Linked DNA regions of Homo sapiens: all the other regions are linked to region 1. A link is a loop called in an ENCODE intact Hi-C map of the cell type or tissue named here. Cell type or tissue: endothelial cell of umbilical vein. All regions are shown on one strand. Each heading gives the region's core, and the rest is flanking DNA. Links, peaks and the distances in the headings are about the cores only.

Region 1 (6,715 bases), core at 1,126-6,125:
TTTTGATCCATTTTGTGGCACACACTTTTTACATTAATACTATTATGTGATATACTTTTCTGAGTTCTGAGGTAGCCAGGTCTCAACTGCTCACTAATGGATGGAGTCATGGTTACAGTGATAAGCTAAATTTCTCAGGCTCTTTCTTACCTTGCTATAAACTTTTTAAAAATCCCTGACATTACTCCTGGCAGTACCAAGGGGGGGCTCACATGTGCTCACAGGCAAGTTCAGCCACATGTTCCCTGCCACATCCCATCATCCATTTCAGTTGATTGGGTGCCATGAAGTCCGGTAAATACAAACGCCTTGTCTTGACCTGTCTGCCATCTCCTGCCAAGCATGCCTCTACTTTTCCAGTAACGTTGCCTATAGGAAACTATATTATAATTTCCTATAATCCACTGCTGCCAATATATATGAGGGCCACCACCATCACCCTGGGGCTCTCAGGGTGTCAGAGCTGCGGTGGTAGTATAGGTTGAAATAAAGGAGCACATCTCTACCTTTTTATTGTGGTACATTTTCTTAAAAAAGCTATATGTTTTGGGGTTTGCTTTTGTTTTATCAATATGACACCTTTAGTATTTGCTGACAGCATGCTTCTCTTCCTGTAACAAGTTCCAGACACAAGTTCATGGGGTTGAGTTTGAGTTTGAGAAGCAGCCAGTGGCAGGGCAGCCACCATGCCTTGGTAAGACTCAGCACTCCAGTCCAATAACAAAGCTTTGTAACTGGGTGAAGCTAAAGGAGCTTGGCTCCTCTTTCCCGCTCAATGAATACTTTCCCATGGATCCTCACCATCTTGTGCAAATAGACTTTTGTCCACCTATCCTTTTCATACCCCAGCTTAGTGTTCTGCTAAGATTCCATCTGAATTATTTTAGAATGACTGAGAGCTCAGGAAGCAGCCTCACAGCCATGCTGATGATCTACTGTGAGTTAGTCACAGCACTGAATAAAGCTTCAATGTTAGATGTTCCCAAGCACTTACATAAATCTCATTTGTTTGGCACTAATGAAGAATCCCTGTTTTTTTTTATTTAAAAGGGATATTTGTTATACACCATCCAATATTTATGAGTTAATTTGAATCCTGCAGTAAAGCAAAATACAATCTTGAACCAGAAAATGCTAGTAATCCTTCCATTGTGCATCACTGTTGACACTGTTAATTTCATTTTAATCACACAATCTTACCCCTGAAATGTTGGCGTCTGTGTGGCAATAATTCAAAGTGTTCCAACTTGAGGGGGATGGGGAAAATCACTAAATAAGCTGGCAATCAAACAAGGAAAAATTTGAGCTAGGAATTGTAGCATCTGGTTGCCAGCACCTACTAGGCATGCAGAAGGGTCAAGTGGCACCAACAGCCCCAGAACTGTCCCTTGGTTAAAGAGAAAAGGTGATTTTCTTTTGTATCTAAAACCTAAGCCTCTCATTGCTTGTGAATGGGTTTTTTAATAATAATAATTATTATTTTATATATATATTTAACAATTGTATTAATAGTTAGAGGGATGTTGTGAGCATTTAACCAGATCATGCAAGGAAAGCATATAGAACAGACCCTAGTATTTAGCTCAGTAAATGATTTTTTTAATGATGTTTAAAAAAATACACTGAAGGCAAACTGTGGTTTAAGAGAAATAAAATGGGCTTTAGCATCATATGATCGTGATCCAACCACCCCACTTAATAAGTAAGTGACTCCTGCTATGTTACTTCTGGAACCTCATCTTCTTCATCTATAAGATGTAGAAGTCATCATCTTCAAAGAATTGATGTTAAAACAGTAAATGAGATAAATCAGTGCCTGCTAGAGTCACTGGTACTTCACTATCATCATGAAGCAGTAATAAAAGTTAATGTTTAATGATCACCAACTATAAGCCTAACACTTTAAGTCAGTCCTTTTATTGTCTCTAAGAGATGAAGAAACTAAAACTCGAACAGGTTAAATGACTTGCCCAAGGTCACAAAACTAAAAAATATTCACCTTTGAACTGAAGTCATATCAGTTGGATGCCCAAGCTCGTGAACTTAATCACTTTAACATACTGACATGCCCCCTTGTTGCAGAACTTTCTTCAATGATGCTTGGTGGCTTGGCATTAAAGAATCCAGACAAAGAAGGCTAGCTGAGGACATGAATAGATGAGGCAGAAAGGTGGGAAATGAAAAGGCTAATGGTGGCAGAGTGCTCTGTCGAGATGGCTGTTGTGAAATGAAAACAGACAAGAGTTGTGTGCATGTGTTGGGAGAGGGGGAAGGGTAGAAATGTTAGGATACTGACACGAAGACAAAAGAGAGTAATGAAATGAGGAAATAGAGCAAGTCAAATGATTAGAAGACAAGATTGAGTTCCTAACAATGCACCCAAGAGATCTCTTCTGAAGGCAGCTGTTGATCCAAAGGCTTCGAAGAGAAAAATGAAAGCACATCTCTATGTTGTGCTGACTGGATTCTAACAGCATGATACTTGTGGGAATGAAACCACTTTAGAAGGAAAACAACCTGGGTAACTCAGCATCACTCAGTGTACAAAGATTCTTCTGTAATAACTCTCCTGGTTGAAGAAAAATGCATTATTGAGCATTTTAAGACCATAGGAAATATAGAATTAAGAGAACCAAGGTCACAGAAAACTCTATGAATGCCCTTGTAAAACTTTCACTTTTGTCAATATAAAATACATACAATCCAATCCAATTAAAAGAATATCAAGTTTGTTTGTTTTTCCAAGATGGCAGATTAGAGGCTTTTAGTGTGCCTCAGCCACTAGGAAATAGCAAGAGAGTGTATAAAGATCAACTCTGTGAGCCTGAGTTCCAGAAGAAAAATGGGAATCCACTGAAATTGTAAAGGACACTCTAGGTCCTGGGGAAGAGAATGTGTGCAAACAGCCCTTATGACCTTGTCCAGCTGGTAAAAGTGAGTGAAGCTCCAGTATGTGAGAGAAGCAGACAGTCCCCCTCTGTGACTCACCTTTCCACTAGGGATCCAAGCAACCCAGCTGAGGCAGAGCACTTTGCTTCTCCCAAACCCTGAAGCTAACCTGGGGAGAGACTTGGAGGTGCTGTAAGGGTACGACACTGGGAAAAGCTGCAGACATTTTTGCAGATCCAGGAACAAGAGCAAGAAACCATTTTTAATCTGGGTACATACAAATCAGCCATTCTTTGGAGACCTAGCACCATGGTCATGCAGGCATTTTAATCTTGGGCCAGAGATTGGAGTGCCTGCTTTGGAATAGAGTAAGGACTCCACAGACAGAACTGTGGAAAGCACCTCAGTAATAGGCATGAGAATTGTGCTCTCCTCCATTGCAGTCCTGGGACAAGAGGAGAGCTGCCACAACTATGGTTTCTCCGGGGTGATGAGACTTGCAGCTAGGGCCAGCTTGGCAACCTGGGACTGGTCTGCATGTGTCATTGCTGAGTGCCCAGTCTACTTCCCTGAGATTGTGGTACAGTGAGACCATCTCCACTCCACACCCATGCAGATCTCCAGGATTTCAGAGTACCTGCTAACCTGGATCAGCTGCCTGATCTACCCCACCTTTCCTATGCATAGATTGTGGTACATCTGGGCCCTCTCTACCCCGTGCTTAGGCAGATCTCTAGGCATTCAAAGCATCTGCTTGCCCAGATTGGCAGCTTGAGCTACCCCATTTTTCTTGTGCAGATATCTTGGTGCAGGGGGGCCCTCTCTGTTCCATGCTCAGGCAGATCTCCAGGCATTTGGAGTGCTCACTCACCTGGAATAGCAGCCTGAGCTGCTCTACTCTTCATGTGCAGTGATCTTGGTGCAGGGGAGTCCTCTTTGCTCCACATCCAGGCATGTGGAACACCCTCTTTCTTGAATTAGGAGTTTAGGCTGCCCTCCATAAACATCCTGAGAAGCTGGGTCTGAAGGGATTTCCTATCTCCACACCTAGGCACACTTCTGGGTGCTTGGTGGCTGCCCACTGGATTACCTCTCAGTGCTTGTGCTTGTGGTTGTCATCAGGGAATCTATAAGCAGACCTGCCCAGTCCAGCCCCACCCAACTTGGATCCCACTCCCCAAGGGCTGAGCATGAAACTCAGACCTCTGTGCATTCCATGAATCAGCTCATTGCCCAAGGCAACAGAAAGCTTCTCCCAGTAAACAACGATCAAGTGTATACCCAGCCACATTGGCTGTAGCTGGCTCTTACCTATAAGTGCCATCTACTGGCTTGTAGGTCAAACTGCATAGCACAATATAAAATCTGCCAAAAGAAGTATATAGGGCTATAGAGGCAAAGCCAAAAGACCCTACCCAGAATTCTTTACAGTCATATCCCCTAGGAAAAGGATGAAAGGAAAAAGAAAATAACAGAATAATATTATAGAGAAAAAAATAAAATATTCTACCTACACCAAAATAATTGCAAAAATTAGAAAGTGACAACATCTCCAGATGAGAAGGAGGAAGTGCAAGAATTCTGGCACCATAAAAAATCTGAATGTAGTAACATCACCAAAGCTCTCCAACAATGGTCCTTAGCCAAAATGGAAACTCAGAAATAGCAGATAAAGAATTCAAAGAATGGATTGCCAGGAATCACAATGAGATCCAAGACAAGGTTGAAAATCAACACAAAGAAACTTCTAAAGCAATACAGGAAATGAAGGAAGAGATCTTAAAAAGAAATCAGTAAGAGCTCCTTGAATTAGAAAACTCACTTGGGAAATTTCAAAATACAATTGAAAGTTTTAGCAATACACTGGGCCAAGCAGAAGGTAGAATCTCAGAGTTTAAAGACTGGTCTTTTGAACTAGCCAAATAAAACACAAATAAAGAAAAAAAAATTGGTTAAATAAACAAAGCCTTCAAGAAATATGGAATTATGTAAAGCAACAAAACCTAAGAACTATTGGCATTCCTGAGAGAGAAGGAGAAAAACTAAACAACCTGGAAAACATATTTGAGAATATAATTCAAGAAAATATTCCTTATCTTGCTAGATATAATAAATTCAGAGAATGCCTGTGAGATACTATACAATACAAACATCAACAGGGCATATAGTGAACTGATTGTTCAATGTCAATGCTAAAGAAAAAAATCTTAACAGCAGCTACAGTAAAAGGTCAGATCACGTACAAAGGGAATTCCATCAGGCTAACAGTGAACTTCTCAATAGATACCTTACAAGTCAGAAGAGATTAGGGGCCTATTTTTGGCATTCTTGAAGACAAGAAATTCCGACCAAGAATTTCATATCCTTCCAAACTAATCTTTATAAAGCTAAGGAAAAGTGGAATATTTTCAGACAAGCAAGTGCTAAGGGAATTTGTTACCACTGAACCAGCCTTACAAGAGATTCTTAAGGGAGGTCTAAACATAGAAACAAAAAAACAATACTTGCTACCACAAAAACACACTTAAGTACATAGCCCACAGACCCTATAAAACAACCACACAATAGAAGCTACAAACCAACCAGCTAACAACTTCACCTAGGATGGAAACATCACATATTAATATTAACCTTGAATGTAAATGATCTAAATAACCCACTAAAGAGGTACAGAGTGACAAGTTAAATAAAAAACAAGATCTATCCATCTGCTGTCTTCAAGAGAAGACATCTCACACATAATGACACCCATAGGCTCAAAGTAAAGGGCTGGAGAAATATCTACCACTCAAATGGAAAATAAAAGAGAGCAGGGTTCACTATTCTTATATCAGATAAAACAGGCTTTAGACCAGCAACAGTAGAAAAGAACAAAGAAGGGCCTTACTAATAATAAAGGGTTCAATTCAACAAGAAGACTTAAATACCTTGAATATATATGCACCCAGATTCATAAGATCAGTACTTCTAGTTATATAAAAAGACTTACACAGACACACAGTAATAGTAGGAGACATAAACACCCCACTAACAGTGTTAGAGAAATCATCAAGGCAGAAAACCAACAAAGAAATTCTGGACTTAAATTATATACTTAACCCATTGGACTTAGCCGATGTCTACAGAATATGCCAGCTATCAACCACAGAATATACATTTTCTCATCTGCACATGGAACATAATCCAAGATTGACCATATGATTGGCCATGTAACAAGACTCAATAAATTAAAATGTGTAGAAATCATACCAACCATACTCTCAGATCACAGCGAAATAAAAATAGAAATCAATACCAAGATCTCACAAAACCACACAATTACACAGAAACTAAACAATGTGCTCCGGAATGACTTTGGATTAACAACAAAATTAAGGCAGAAATAAAAAAATTCTTTGAAATAAATAAAAATGAAGACACAACATACCAAAAATCTCTGGGATGTAGCAAAAGCAATGTTAAGAGGAAAGTTTATAGCACTAAACACTTACCTCAAAAAGTTAGAAAATCTCACATTAACTATCTAATATCACTGCTGGAGGAACTAGAACAACAAAAAGAAACTAACTCCAAAGCTAACAGAAGAAAATATACAACTGAAATCACAGCAGAACCAAACAAAATTGAAACCCCCAAAAAACCATACAAAGAATCAACAAAACCAAAAATTGGTTTTTTGAAAGGATAACAAGATCAATAGACTACTAAGTAGATTAATAAAGAATAAAACAGAGAAGATCCAAATGAGCACAATCAAAAACCACAAAGGTAACATTACAACTGATCTCAAGATATACAAAAGATCCTCAGAGACTATTATAAACAC
Region 2 (6,715 bases), core at 923-5,922, 240 kb before region 1:
CACCGCCCCCTGCTCCATGGCACCCAGTCCCATCGACCACCCAAGGGCCGAGGAGTGCGGGCGCATGGCAAGGGACTAGCAGGCAGCTCCACCTGCAGCCCCGGTGCGGGATCCACTGGGTGAAGCCAGCTGGGCTCCTGAGTCTGGTGGAGACGTGGAGAACCTTTATGTCTAGCCCAGGGATTGTAAATACACCAATCGGCATTCTGTATCTAGCTCAAGGTTTGTAAACACACCAATCAGCACCCTGTGTCTAGCACCAATTGAATGCACCAGGGTTTGTGAATGCACAAATTGACACTCTGTATCTAGCTACTCTGGTAGGGCCTTGGAGAACCTTATGTCTAGCTCAGGGATTGTAAATACACCAATCAGCACTCTGTATCTAGCTCAAGGTTTGTAAACATACCAATCAGCACCCTGTGTCTAGCTCAGGGTTTGTGAATGCACCAATCGACACTCTGTATCTAGCTACTCTGGTGGGGCCTTGGAGAACCTTTGTGTGGACGCTCTGTATCTAGCTAATCTGGTGGGGACATGGAGAACCTTTGCGTCTAGCTCAGGGATTATAAACGCACCAATCAGCGCCCTGTTAAAACAGACCACTCAGCTCTACCAATCAGCAGGATGTGGGTGAAGCCAGATAAGAGAATAAAAGCAGGCTGCCCGAGGCAGCAGTGGCAAACTGCTCGGGTCCCCTTCCACACTGTGGAAGTGTAGTTCTTTCGCTCTTTGCAATAAATCTTGCTACCGCTCACTCTTTGGGTCCACACTGCCTTTATGAGCTGTAACACTCACCGCGAAGGTCTGCAGCTTCACTCCTGAAGCCCGTGAGACCACGAGCCCACCAGGAGGAAGGAACAACTCCAGACACGCCGCCTTAAGAGCTGTAACACTCACTGCGAAGGTCTGCAGCTTCACTGCTGAACCAGCGAGACCGCGAACCCACCAGAAGGAAGAAACTCTGAACACATCTGAACATCAGAAGGAACAAACTCCGGACACGCCACCTTTAAGAACTGTAACACTCACCGCGAGGGTCCGCGGCTTCATTCTTGAAGTCAGTGAGACAAAGAACCCACCAATTCCAGACACAGTTCGATGATTTCTCACAGGTCCCTGGGTCTATTATTACTTTTCCCTAAGTTTTACCCCTTTATTCTTCAAATTGGGTAATTTTGAGATGGATTGAGCAGAGATCATGGTGGATAGGAGGCAGGACTAGATTGCAGCTCCATACATAGCAGCGGGCAGAGGCTCACACTGTGAATTTTAGCTCCAGATCAACTGCAAGAACAAACCAGCAATCCTGAGAGGACCCACAGACCCTCTGAAGGAAGTGGACCGCTCTTACAGGACCCAGGAGAGCCCCCACCCCCAAAACTGTGAGTGCCCCAACTGCAGAAGTGGGAAAGGGAGACCTTCCTCCTCTCCCGAACACACCCCTCACTGGAGAAGATGAAGGTCTCTTTGCGGGAGACGTTTCTGACTTTACCTGGAGCTGAGTCAATTTGGAGAGCCAGCGAAATACAGGGGTAGAGGAAGCAGCAGAAAGGCCCTGGGTGCTCACCGCATCCCCTAGCAGGCCATCTCTGCCTGGCACCACGGGGAAACAGGAGAGGAACAGGGGGTAAAATTACACAGGGAGAAGTAAATCTCTAGCTGAACTTTGTAAAAATTTGAACAGGGTGAGAAGCCTGCTGGACAGAACTCAGGGGAGGACTCCACAGGTGATGGAAGAACCAAGTCCTTTTCTTTCAAAACTGGGAGGCGGATAGCCTGGGACAGGTTTTCAAGCCGGTGGTATAGTTCTCCACCTGGAAACCGTCTAGGGGCTGTTGGCGGGGGACAGTGGGAATGAGACCAGCCCTTTGGTTTGTGTGGGAGCCAGATGAGGCCTATGACTGCCAGCTTTCCCCCATTTCCTTGACAACCTGCCTGACTCAGCAGAGGCAGACATAATCCTTTTAGGTACACAACTCCAGTGACCTGGGAATCTCACCCTCATCCCCCACTGAATCTGCAGCAAGACCCACCAAAGGAGAGTCTGAGATCAGACATGCCTAGCCCCGCCCCCACCTGATGGTTCTTTCCTACCCACCCTGGTAGCAGAAGACAAAGGGCATATAATCTTGAGAGTTCTAGGGCCCTGCCCACCGCTGGTTCCTCCCCATTATACCACAGCTGATGCCCTCTGGAAAGCGCCACCTCCTGGCAGTAGGACAACCAGCACAAAAACAGAACGTTAAACCACCAAAGCTAAGAACCCCATGTAGTTCATTGCATTCCCTGCCACCTCCACTGGAACAGGCACTGGTATCCACAGCTGAGAGGCTCATAGATGGTTCACATCACAGCACTCAGCGCAGACAACCCCCAGTACCAGCCCAGAGCCAAGTAGAGTCACTGGGCGGCTAGGCCCAGAAGAGACAACAATCACTGCAGTTTGGCTCACAGAAAGCCACATCCAAAGGAAAAGGGGGAGAGTACTACATCAGGGGAACATCCCATGGGACAAAAGAATCTGAGGAGCCTTCGGCCCTAGACCTCCCCTCTGACAGAGTCTGCCCAAATGAGAAAGAACCAGAAAAACAACCCTAGTAATATGACAAAACAAAGCTCTTCAACACCCCCCTAAAATCACACTAGTTCACCAGCAATGGATCCAAACCAAGGAGAAATCCCTGACTTACCTGAAAAAGAATTCAGGAGGTTAGTTAGTAAGCTAATCAGGGAGGGACAAGAGAAAGGCGAAGTCCAATGCAAGGAAATTCAAAATATGATACAAGAAGTAAAGGGAGAAATATTCAAGGAAATTGATAGCTTAAAGAAAAAACAATAAAAAATTCAGGAAACTTTTGACATGCTTTTAGAAATTTTAGATGCTCTGGAAAGTCTCAGCAATAGAATTGAACAAGTAGAAGAAAGAAATTCAGAGCTCGAGGACAAGGTCTTTGAATTAACCCAATTCAACAAAGACAAAGAAAAAAGAATAAGAAAATATAAACAAAGCCTCCAAGAAGTCTTGGATTATGTTAAACGACCAAACCTAAGAATAACTGGTATTCCTGAGGAAGAAGAGAATTCTAAAAGCTTGGAAAACATATTTGGGGGAATAATTGAGGAAAACTTCCACAGCCTTGCTAGAGACCTAAACATCCAAATACAAGAAGAACAAATAACACCCGGGAAATTCATTGCAAAAAGATCTTTGCCTGGGCATGTTGTTTGCAGGCTATCCAAAGTTAAGACAAAGGAAAGAATTTTAAGACCTGTGAGGCAAAAACACCAGGTAACCTATAAAGGAAAATCTATCAGATTAACAGCAGATTTCTCAGCAGAAACTCTAGAAGCTAGAAGGGATTGATGCCCTATCTTCAGCCTCCTCAAACAAAACAATTATCAGCCAGGAATTTTGTATCTAACAAAACTAAGCATCATGTATGAAGGAAATACACAGTCTTTTTCAGACAAACAAATGCTGAGAGAATTTGCTATTACCAGGCCACCGCCACAAGAACTGTTTCTAAATCTTAAAACAAACCCTGAAAACACATCAGAACAGAACCTCTTTAAAGGATAAATCACATAGGACCTATAAAACAAAAATACAAGTTAAAAGGCAAAAACAAAAACCAAACAAAAACAAAGGACACAGGCAACAAAGAGCACAATGAATGCAACAGTACCTCACATTTCAATACTAACATTGAATGTAAATGGGCTAAATGTTCCACTTAGAAAATACAGAGCTGCAAAATGGATAAGAACTCACCAACCAACTACCTGCTGCCTTCAGGAGACTCACGTAGCACCTGAGGACTCACATAAAGTGAAGAAGTGGAAAAAGGAATTTCATGCAAATGGACACCAAAAGTGAGCAGGGGTAGCTATTCTTATGTCAGACAAAGCAACTTTAAAGCAAAAGCTGTTAAATAAGACAAAGAGGAACACTATATAATGGTAAAAGACCTTGTCCAACAGGAAAATATCACATTTCTAAACATGTATGCACCTAACACTGGAGCTCCTAAATTTATAAAACAATTACTAATAGAACTAAGAAATGAGATAGACAGCAACACAATAATTGTGGAGGATTTCAATACTCCACTGACAGCACTAGATAAGTCATCAAGACAGAAAGTCAACAAAGAAACAATGGATTTAAACTATACTTTGGAACAAATGGGCTAAACAGATATATACAAAACATTTCATGCAACAACCACAGAATACACATTCTATTCAACAGCACATGAAACTTTCTCCAAGATAGACCGGCTCAATAAATTTAAGAAAATTGAAATGATATCAAGCACTCTCAGACCACAGTGAAATAAAACTGAAAATCAACTCCAAAAGCATGCAAATACATGGAAATTAAATAATCTGCTCCTGAATAAACATTGGGTCAAAAATGAAATCAAGATGGAAATTAAAAAATTCTTCCAACTGAAAGACAATAGTGACACAACCTATCAAAACCTCTGGGATACAGCTAAGGTGGTGCTAAGAGGAGAGTTTATATCCCAAATACCTACATCAAAAAGACTAAACGAGTACAAACTGACACTCTAACATCACACCTCAAGGAACTAAAGACACAAGAACAAACCAAACCCAAACCCAACAGGAGAAAGGAAATAACAATGACCAGAGCAGAACTAAATGAAACTGAAACAAAAAAAATACAAAAGATAAATGAAACAAAAAGCTGGTTCTTTGAAAAGATAAGTGAAATTGATAGACCACTGGCAAGATTAACCAAGAAAAGAAGAGAGAAAATCCAATAACCTTACTAAGAAATGAAACAGGAGATATTACAACTGACACCACTGAAATACAAAGATCATTCAACTATGAACACCTTTACAGAAACTAGAAAACCTAGAAGAGACGGATAAATTCCTGAAAAAATACAACCCTCCTAGCTTAAATCAGGAAACAGAAAATTAAAGAGAACAGAAAATTAAAGGGCATCCAAATCAGTAAAGAAGAAGTCAAACTGTCACTGTTTGCTGATGATATGATTGTTTATCTTGAAAACCCTAAGGACTCCTCCAGAAATCTCCTAGGACTGATAAAAGAATCAGCAAAGTTTCTGGGTCCGAGATTAATGTACACAAATCAGTAACTCTTCTATACACCAACAGTGACCAAGTGGAGAATCAAACCAAGAACTCAATCACTTTTATAACAGCTGCAAAAAAAATATTTAGAAATATACCTAACCAAGGAGTCAAAAGACCTCTTCAAGGAAAGCTACAAAACACTGCTGAAAGAAATCATAGATGACACAAACAAATGGAAAAGCATCTCATGCTCATGGATGGGTAGAATCAACATTTTGAAAGTGACTATACTGCCAAAAGCAATCTACAAACTCATTGCAATCCCCATCAAAATACCACCATCATTCTTCACAGAATTAGAAAAAAACAATTCTATAATTCACATGGAACCCAAAAAGAGCCTGCATAGCCAAAGTAAGAAAGACTAAACAAAAAGAAGAAAACCAGAGGCATCACACTAATTTCAAGCTATACTGTAAGACCATAGTCACCAAAACAGTGTGGTACTGGTACAAAAATAGGCACATAGACCAATGGAACTGAATAGAGAACCTAGAAATAAACCTAAATACTTACAGCCAACTGACCTTTGACAAAGCAAACAAAAACATAAAGTGGGGAAAGGACACCCCTTTCAACAAATGATGCTGGGATAATTGGCTAGCCACATGTAGGAGAATGAAACTGGACCCTCATTTCTTGTCTTATACAAAAATCAACTCAAGATGGATTAAGGACTTAAACCTAAGACCTGAAACTACAAAAATTCTAGAAGATAACATTGGAAAAACCCTTCTAGACGTTGGCTTAGGCAAGGATTTCATGACCAAGAACCCAAAAGCAAATGCAAGAAAAGCAAAGATAAATATCTGGGACCTGATTAAACTAAAGAGCTTTTTCACAGCAAAAGGAACAGTCAGCAGAGTAAACAGGCAACCCACAGAGTGGGAGAAAATCTTCATAATCCATACATCTGACGAAGGACTAATATCTAGAATCTACAACGAACTCAAATCAGTAAGAAGAAAAACAAACAATCCCATCAAAAAATGGGCTAAGGACATGAATAGACAATTCTCAAAAGAAGATATACAAATGGCCAACAAACATATGAAAAAGTGCTCGACATCACTAATAATCAGGGAAATATAAATCAAAACCACAATGTTTATACCACCTCACCCCTGCAAGAATGGCCATAATCAAAAAATCAAAAAACAGTAGATGTTGGCGTGGATGCGGTGAACAGGGGACACTTCTACACTGCTGGTGGGAATGTAAACTAGTACAGTCACTATGGAAAACAGTGTGGAGATTCCTTAAAGAACTAAAAGTAGAACTACCATTTGATCCAGCAACCTCACTACTGGGTATCTATCTGGAGGAAAAGAAGTCATTATTCGAAAAAGATACTTGCATATGCATGTTTATAGCAGCACAATTCACAGTTGCAAAATCATGGAACCAACCCAAATGTCCATCAATTAATGAGTGGAAAAAGAAACTGTGGTATATGATGGAATACTATGCAGCCATAAAAAATGAATGAATTAACAGCATTTGCGGTGACCTGGATGAGATTGGAGACTATTATTCTTTTTTTTCTGAGACAGAGTCCCGCTCTGTCGGCCAGACTGGAG
Region 3 (6,715 bases), core at 633-5,632, 380 kb before region 1:
GTTCCCTTATTAGGCTGAGACACTTTAACTAAATTATCTGCTTCCCTGACTATTCCTGGACTACAGCTGCATCTCATTGCTGCCCTTCTTCCCAATCCAAAGCATCCTTTGTGTCCTCCTCTTGTATCCCCTCACCTTAGCCCACAAGTATAAGATACCTCTACTCCCTCCTTGGGGACCGATCATGCACCCCTTACCATCTCATTAAAACCTAATCACCCTTACCCCGCTCAATGCCAAGATCCCATCCCACAGCACTCTTTAAAAGGATTAAAGCCTGTTATCACTCGCCTGCTACAGCATGACCTTCTAAAGCCTATAAACTCTCCTTACCATTCCCCCATTTTACCTGTCCTAAAACGAGATAAGGCTTACAAGTTAGTTCAGAATCTGCGCCTTATCAACCAAATTGTTTTGCCTGTCCACCCCGTGGTGCCAAACCCATATACTCTGCTATCCTCAATACCTCCCTCTACTACCCATTATTCTGTTCTGGATCTCAAACATGCTTTCTTTACTATTCCTTTGCACCCTTCATCCCAGCCTCTCTTTGCTTTCACTTAGACTGACCCTGACACCCATTAGGCTCAGCAAATTACCTGGGCTATACTGCTGCAAGGCTTCACAGACAGCCCCCATTACTTCAGTCAAGCCCAAATTTCATCCTCATCTGTTACCTATCTCGGCATAATTCTCATAAAAACACACGTGCTCTCCCTGCTAATCATGTCCAATTAACCTTCCAAACCTCAATCCCTTACAAAACAACAACTCCTTTCCTTCCTAGGCATGGTTAGTGTAGTCAGAATTCTTACACAAGAGCCAGGACCGTACCCTGTAGCCTTTCTGTCCAAACAACTTGACCTTACTGTTTTAGCCTAGCCCTCATGTCTGCGTACAGCAGCTGCCGCTGCTTTAATACTTTTAGAGGCCCTAAAAATCACAAACTATGCTCAACTCACTCTCTACATTTCTCATAACTTCCAAAATCTGTTTTCTTCCTCATACCTGACGCATATACTTTCTGCTCCCCGGCTCCTTCAGCTGTACTCACTCTTTGTTAAGTCCCACAATTACCATTGTTCTTGGCCCGGACTTCAATCTGGCTTCCCATATTATTCCTGATACCACACCTGACCCCCATGACTGTATCTCTCTGATCCACCTGATATTCACCCCATTTCCCCATATTTCCTTCTTTCCTGTTCCTCACCCTGATCACGCTTGATTTATTGATGGCAGTTCCACCAGGCCTAATCGCCACACACCAGCAAAGGCAGGCTATGCTATAGTACAAGCCACTAGCCCACCTCTCAGAACCTCTCATTTCCTTTCCATTGTGGAAATCTATCCTCAAGGAAATAACTTCTCAGTGTTCCATCTGCTATTCTACTACTCCTCAGGGATTATTCAGGCCCCCTCCCTTCCCTACACATCAAGCTCGAGGATTTTCCCCCACCCAGGACTGGCAAATTAGCTTTACTCAACATGCCCCAACTCAGCAAACTAAAATACCTCTTAGTCTAAATAGACACTTTCACTGAATAAGTAAAGGCCTTTCCTACAGGGTCTGAGAAGGCCACGGCAGTCATTTCTTCCCTTCTGTCAGACATAATTCCTCAGTTTAGCCTTCCCACCTCTATACAGTCTGATAACAGACCAGCCTTTATTAGTCAAATCAGCCAAGCAGTTTTTCAGGCTCTTAGTATTCCGTGAAACCTTTATATCCCTTACAGTCCTCCATCTTCAAGAAATGTAGAACAGACTAAAGGTCTTTTAAAAACACACCTCACCAAGCACAGCCACCAACTTAAAAAGGACTGGACAATACTTTTACCACTTTCCCTTCTCAGAAGTCAGACCTGTCCTTGGAATGCTACAAGGTACAGCCCGTTTGAGCTCCTTTTTATTAGGCCCCAGTCTCATTCCAGACACCGGACCAACTTAGACTGTGCCCCAAAAAAACTTGTCATCCCTACTATTTTCTGTCTAGTCATACTCCTATTCTCCATTCTCAACTACTTATACATGCCCTGCTCTTGTTTACACTGCCGGTTTACACTGTTTCTCCAAGCCATCACAGCTGATATCTCCTGGTGCTATCCCCAACCTGCCACTCTTAACTCTTGAAGTAAATAAATAATCTTTGCTGGCAGGACTATGCTGAATCTCCTTAGGCACTCTCTAATCATATGTCCTAGGTCCTCCTAATTCTTAGACCTTTTCCATTTAGTTTTTCAATTCATACAAAACCATATCCAGGCCATCACCAATAATTCTTCAAGACAAATTTTTCTTCTAACAACCCCACAATATCACCCTTTACCACAAAATCTTCATTCAGCTTAATCTCTCCCACTTTAGTTGCCCATGCCACCTAATCCCGCTTGAAGCAGCCCTGAGAAACATCGCCCATTCTCTCTCCATACCACCCCCCAAAAATTTTTGCCACCCCAAGACTTCAACACTATTTTATTTTTCTTATTAATATAAGAAAGCAGGAATGTCAGGCCTCTGAACCCAAGCCAAGCCATCGCATCCCCTGTGACTTGCACATATACATCCAGATGGCCTGAAGTAACTGAAGATCCACAAAAGAGGTAAAAATAATATTAACTGATGACATTCCACCATTGTGATTTGTTTCTGCCCCACCCTAACTGATCAATGTACTTTGTAATCTCCCCCACCCTTAAGAGGGTGCTTTGTAATCTCCCCCACCCTTAAGAAGTTTCTTTGTAATTCTCCCCACCCTTGAGAATGTACTTTGTGAGATCCACCCCTGCCCGCAAAACATTGTTCTTAACTTCACCGCCTATCCCAAAACCTATAAGAACTAATGATAATCCACCACCCTTCGCTGACTCTCTTTTCGGATTCAGCCTGCCTGCACCCAGGTGAAATAAACAGCCATGTTGCTCACACAAAGCCTGTTTGGTGGTCTCTTCACACGGACATGCATGAAAATAGTTGTATGTATTTATGGGGTACAATGGATGTTTTGATATATGTATACAATATGTTATGATTAAATCAAATTAATTAACATATTTATCACCTTGCTTACCTATCATTTCTATGGTGAGACATGAAAATTTACTTTCTTACTTATTTTGAAATATATAATACATTTTTATTTATTATAGTTACCATGTTGTGCAATAAATCTCAAAATCTATTCCTTCTGTCTCTCTGAAACTTTGTACTCTTTGATTGACAACTCCCCATTCCCTCCCTCCCCACCTCCTCAGCCCCTGGTAACTGTGATTCTACTCTCTACTTCCATGAGTTCAACTTTACTAGATTCCATAGATAAGTGAGATCATGTGGTATTTGTCTTTCTGAGGCTGAGGCACTGGTGCTTTTTTTGGTTTGTTTTATGCAAAGCACCCAAGTGGCTTCATTAATCAGTTAAGTTTTGGAACCCCTGGTCTAGAGCAATACAACACATCCTTGGATAACTATAATCCTTGCATTCAGGGGCTGACAGTTAAGAGGTTATAGCCTGGATCCTGAAAACAGCCAAGAGGTTCTCAACAGGGAATTATTTCTCCCCCTCCCCCTTCCTCCAAGGACATTAGAGACAGTGTCTGGAGACGTTTTTGGTTAACGCAAGCTGGGGGTAGGGTGCTACTGGATAGAGTCCAGGTATGCTGCTAAACAGCCTATAATGCACGGGGGAGTCCTCACAGCAAGGAACTCTCTGGCCCAAAGTGTTAAGGTGTCGGGCTTGAGAAATGTTGACTTAGCCTTAAGTGTAATTCTGCTTAGAAATCAGTATGGCAAACAGTTTCCATTGGCTACTTTGTTATGCACCTACCATGTTCTAGGTACATTGCATGTGTTCTAAACATTAACTATTATTTATTAGACACTGTAATTTGTTTGTATTTTATGGATGAGAAAATCAAGGCCCAGAAGACAAATAACTTGTCTAAACCAGATGACTAGCAAGTGAAGAACTTGGGACTTGAACACGCACAGTCGGGCTCCTGGACACGACACTATACTGCTGCCCCACAAGTTCTATTTTCCTTCTCCTGGGAGTTTTTCCAGGCAGAAAAGGGATCACAATCCATATTTACATATATACATGCTGGAATTCTTCTTTCTCTTCGGAAGATTTGCTTCTTGAGAAAACAAAACTTCCTCATGTAAAAGCCCTTCTGAGCCAGGAGATTAATGGATATTGATCACTTTTGTGGCATGTGGCCAGGCGAGATCCACGGAAGTGCTTAGAGGAATTCCCAAAGAGGAAGATGATTGATGCTTTTGACACCAATGGATTCCAACAGTGTTTGCCAACTACCAGGCATCCTGCAGTGCAGTTTGGGGTAGTGCCTGACCAGCCAGACTGTGTCTGTGACAACTCTGATCTTCTTAAGTCTGAGCATCTGTTAAAACGATGCCTCAGCAGGAAAACACAGTAGGAGAATGTCTGCTCAGGGCATGTGAGTGTCTGACTGGCCTCTCAGACATCCTCTAGAAAGCCCTGATGTCCCCAGGTCCCCTTTGCTCACTGGCCCTGCCTGTGCTTTGTGCAGACAGAGGAAATGAAACAGAGCCCAGCAGAGGGCATCTGCCCTCTCTTGAGTGTTCCTACCCATGGTCACTGCACTAGGGAGAGGATGTCAGCCAGTTGTGCAGCTACGGCTGGCATTGTTCTCTCTCTGAGCACATATTTAGGCCAGAAGGCCCTTTAGGATTGGAGCAGTGTCCACTGTGTCTGTGAGCTCCCTGCAGGCCAGCAGACTGAGAAACTTATTTTATGTCCCATATCAGCAGGCGGAGGACTTGAGCAGTCAGGCTCCCAGCCATAATACTATACTGCTACCTGACAAGTTCTATTAATAGTTTCATCTGCTAGGAGTTTTTCCAGGTAGAAAAATGGGCCCATTCATGGCATGACTGTAAAATGTGCACAAGGTGGTCATTTTTGGAATAGAAGGAGGCAAGGGACTTCTGATAGAGTAAGAGGTGCTGGCCCAACTGTAGAGCTAGGGGCAATGTGGGTTGAAATGGTCCCCCATCCCCTCCTCTCTAAGCCTGCCCTTTTCTCCTTGGCATTCTGCTCTGAGGGTAACTTTCCAAGTGCTGTGCCCTGTGGGCACATTTTGTGTGCTCCCAGCCCATGTCTATGAAAGAATCTTGAAGTTGATGGCAGGGAACTGAGGTTTATGGAGGACACTGACTTTCTGTGTTACCATCATTTGTGGAGATCTTTCACTTTTATTAAAAATGCAGTCTATTGCCAAAGAATTTCAATCCCCAGTCTTGGCAGGACTATCAGACCTACTGCTCAGCTCCCTCTCCCATCTCCCACATAATTTTTCCCATTTTTTTACTTTCTTCAGGCTGCTTCTACCTCAGAGGGTGATTCTTTTTCCTGTTGACAGAGAAGTTGAAGCTATCAATACGAATTCCCTCAACTTTTCTCCTGTGGTAATCATTAGTGCTAGCTGCCAAATAGCGCCGGGATTATGCTTTCTGGTCCTTCTTGTGAAGGGGTGGGAGGCATGACTAACTCTTCACTATAAGTGGCGAGCAGAAACAATGTGTGACACATCCAGGTGAAAGCACACAATTGCTGGAGTGCAATTTCCCAAAGCCGAGTGACCCTCTGGCATGCAGGAAACATTTAAGAGGGTGGTTCTTCTATCAGCCGGGATTCCTGAGGGAATTCAGTTCCAAATGGAAATAAGATGAGCAATAAATAAACTTACTTTTGTTAAAAGCCACTATGACTTTAGTTTTGTTTGTTAACACAATGTAACAGCCTATCTTGGCTAATATCCTGTCCCTTTCACACAAAAAACTTGCTCCATCTTCACCCCTCCTGTTTCCTTTCCAGCTTTTTCAGAGGAAGAGCTGTCTCTCCATCTATCCTAATCTTTACAACCACTCCTGATTAAGGTCCTTCAATGGCTCCCCATTGTTCTTTAGAAAAATAATAAAAAGATTAAAATCCTTAGGGAGATCTACCAGGCTCACATGGTCTGTCCCCTGCCTGCATCCTTACAGACTCAGTCACACCCAGTCCTCCCAAGGCCCAGCTTGGCCCGTTCACCCTCTTTCAGTTCCTCTTATACACCATGTCTCTTCTCACCACAGGGCTTTCAAACATGCTTTGAACATGTCCTTTCTATCAGAAATGCCCTCCCCACCTCAGAGGGAACCTCTGAAGTTCCAGGGTTTTGTTCACTTTCCTCATTTTTTAGCTTTAAGAGCAAACATGAACTTTTCAGTGAGTGAATGAATAAAAATCATAGGGGAATTTTTTTTAAAAATACAACAGTGTGAAGGAAAAGGGAACTATGTAAGTGAGGGAGAGCGAGTGGGTCCTCTCCACCCTCTGCACTTTGTTCCCTTCCCATGGTCCTGTCCCAGGTCTTTATTGTACTTGAGACTAGCTTTCTGAGCCAGGAATAACCCAGGGAGCCTGGCAGAGCCAGGAAAAGTCACCTCAACATTTCAGGGTCTGGAAGGCTCAGGAGGAGTGGAGCTGGCTCTTGAGGAGGGTGGAGATCTCCTCAGTTGGAAGGAAAGATGGCTGGCACCAAGAGCAGAGGCCCCCAAACCAAGCTGCATCCCAAGATGCTAGAACTGGGACCACCTGCACATCTGAAAGAGGTCACAGGTGTGAACGCTACTTTGCTCAGCTGGTGAAGTACTTAAGAGACTTCCCCCACCCCACTGCAAAGGCTGCTGCTATTAC

What was found. Hi-C counts contacts between places; a loop is a spot of excess contacts. Peaks named below come from ENCODE experiments on the same cell type or tissue, not always from the same donor. Only the 100,000 strongest peaks of a DNase experiment are listed, where the experiment ranks them.
Region 2: a loop joins it to region 1, with 3 times the contacts of the local background. A loop is called at or near these places in 1 of 110 quality-filtered maps.
Region 3: a loop joins it to region 1, with 4 times the contacts of the local background. A loop is called at or near these places in 1 of 110 quality-filtered maps.

What each region holds. Positions count from the first base shown.
Region 1 is chr5:136,682,255-136,688,969 of GRCh38, forward strand. No RefSeq gene overlaps it. Among named protein-coding and RNA genes, the nearest start is that of CTB-1I21.1, 49 kb to the right of the region's middle. RefSeq lists an enhancer at 3,327-3,831. In endothelial cell of umbilical vein, for the core only: a CTCF peak has its summit at 4,184 (motif pointing left); a DNase peak (open chromatin) is centred at 4,127; H3K27ac peaks cover 226 bases.
Region 2 is chr5:136,444,541-136,451,255 of GRCh38, forward strand. No RefSeq gene overlaps it. Among named protein-coding and RNA genes, the nearest start is that of TRPC7, 82 kb to the left of the region's middle. In endothelial cell of umbilical vein, for the core only: no CTCF peak of the experiment used is centred there; no DNase peak of the experiment used is centred there.
Region 3 is chr5:136,304,059-136,310,773 of GRCh38, forward strand. The region is part of intron 3 of TRPC7 (transient receptor potential cation channel subfamily C member 7); the gene reads right to left. All of the region lies in intron 2 of TRPC7-AS2 (TRPC7 antisense RNA 2), which reads left to right. Among named protein-coding and RNA genes, the nearest start is that of TRPC7, 58 kb to the right of the region's middle. RefSeq lists an enhancer at 6,129-6,218. In endothelial cell of umbilical vein, for the core only: no CTCF peak of the experiment used is centred there; no DNase peak of the experiment used is centred there; H3K27me3 peaks cover 510 bases.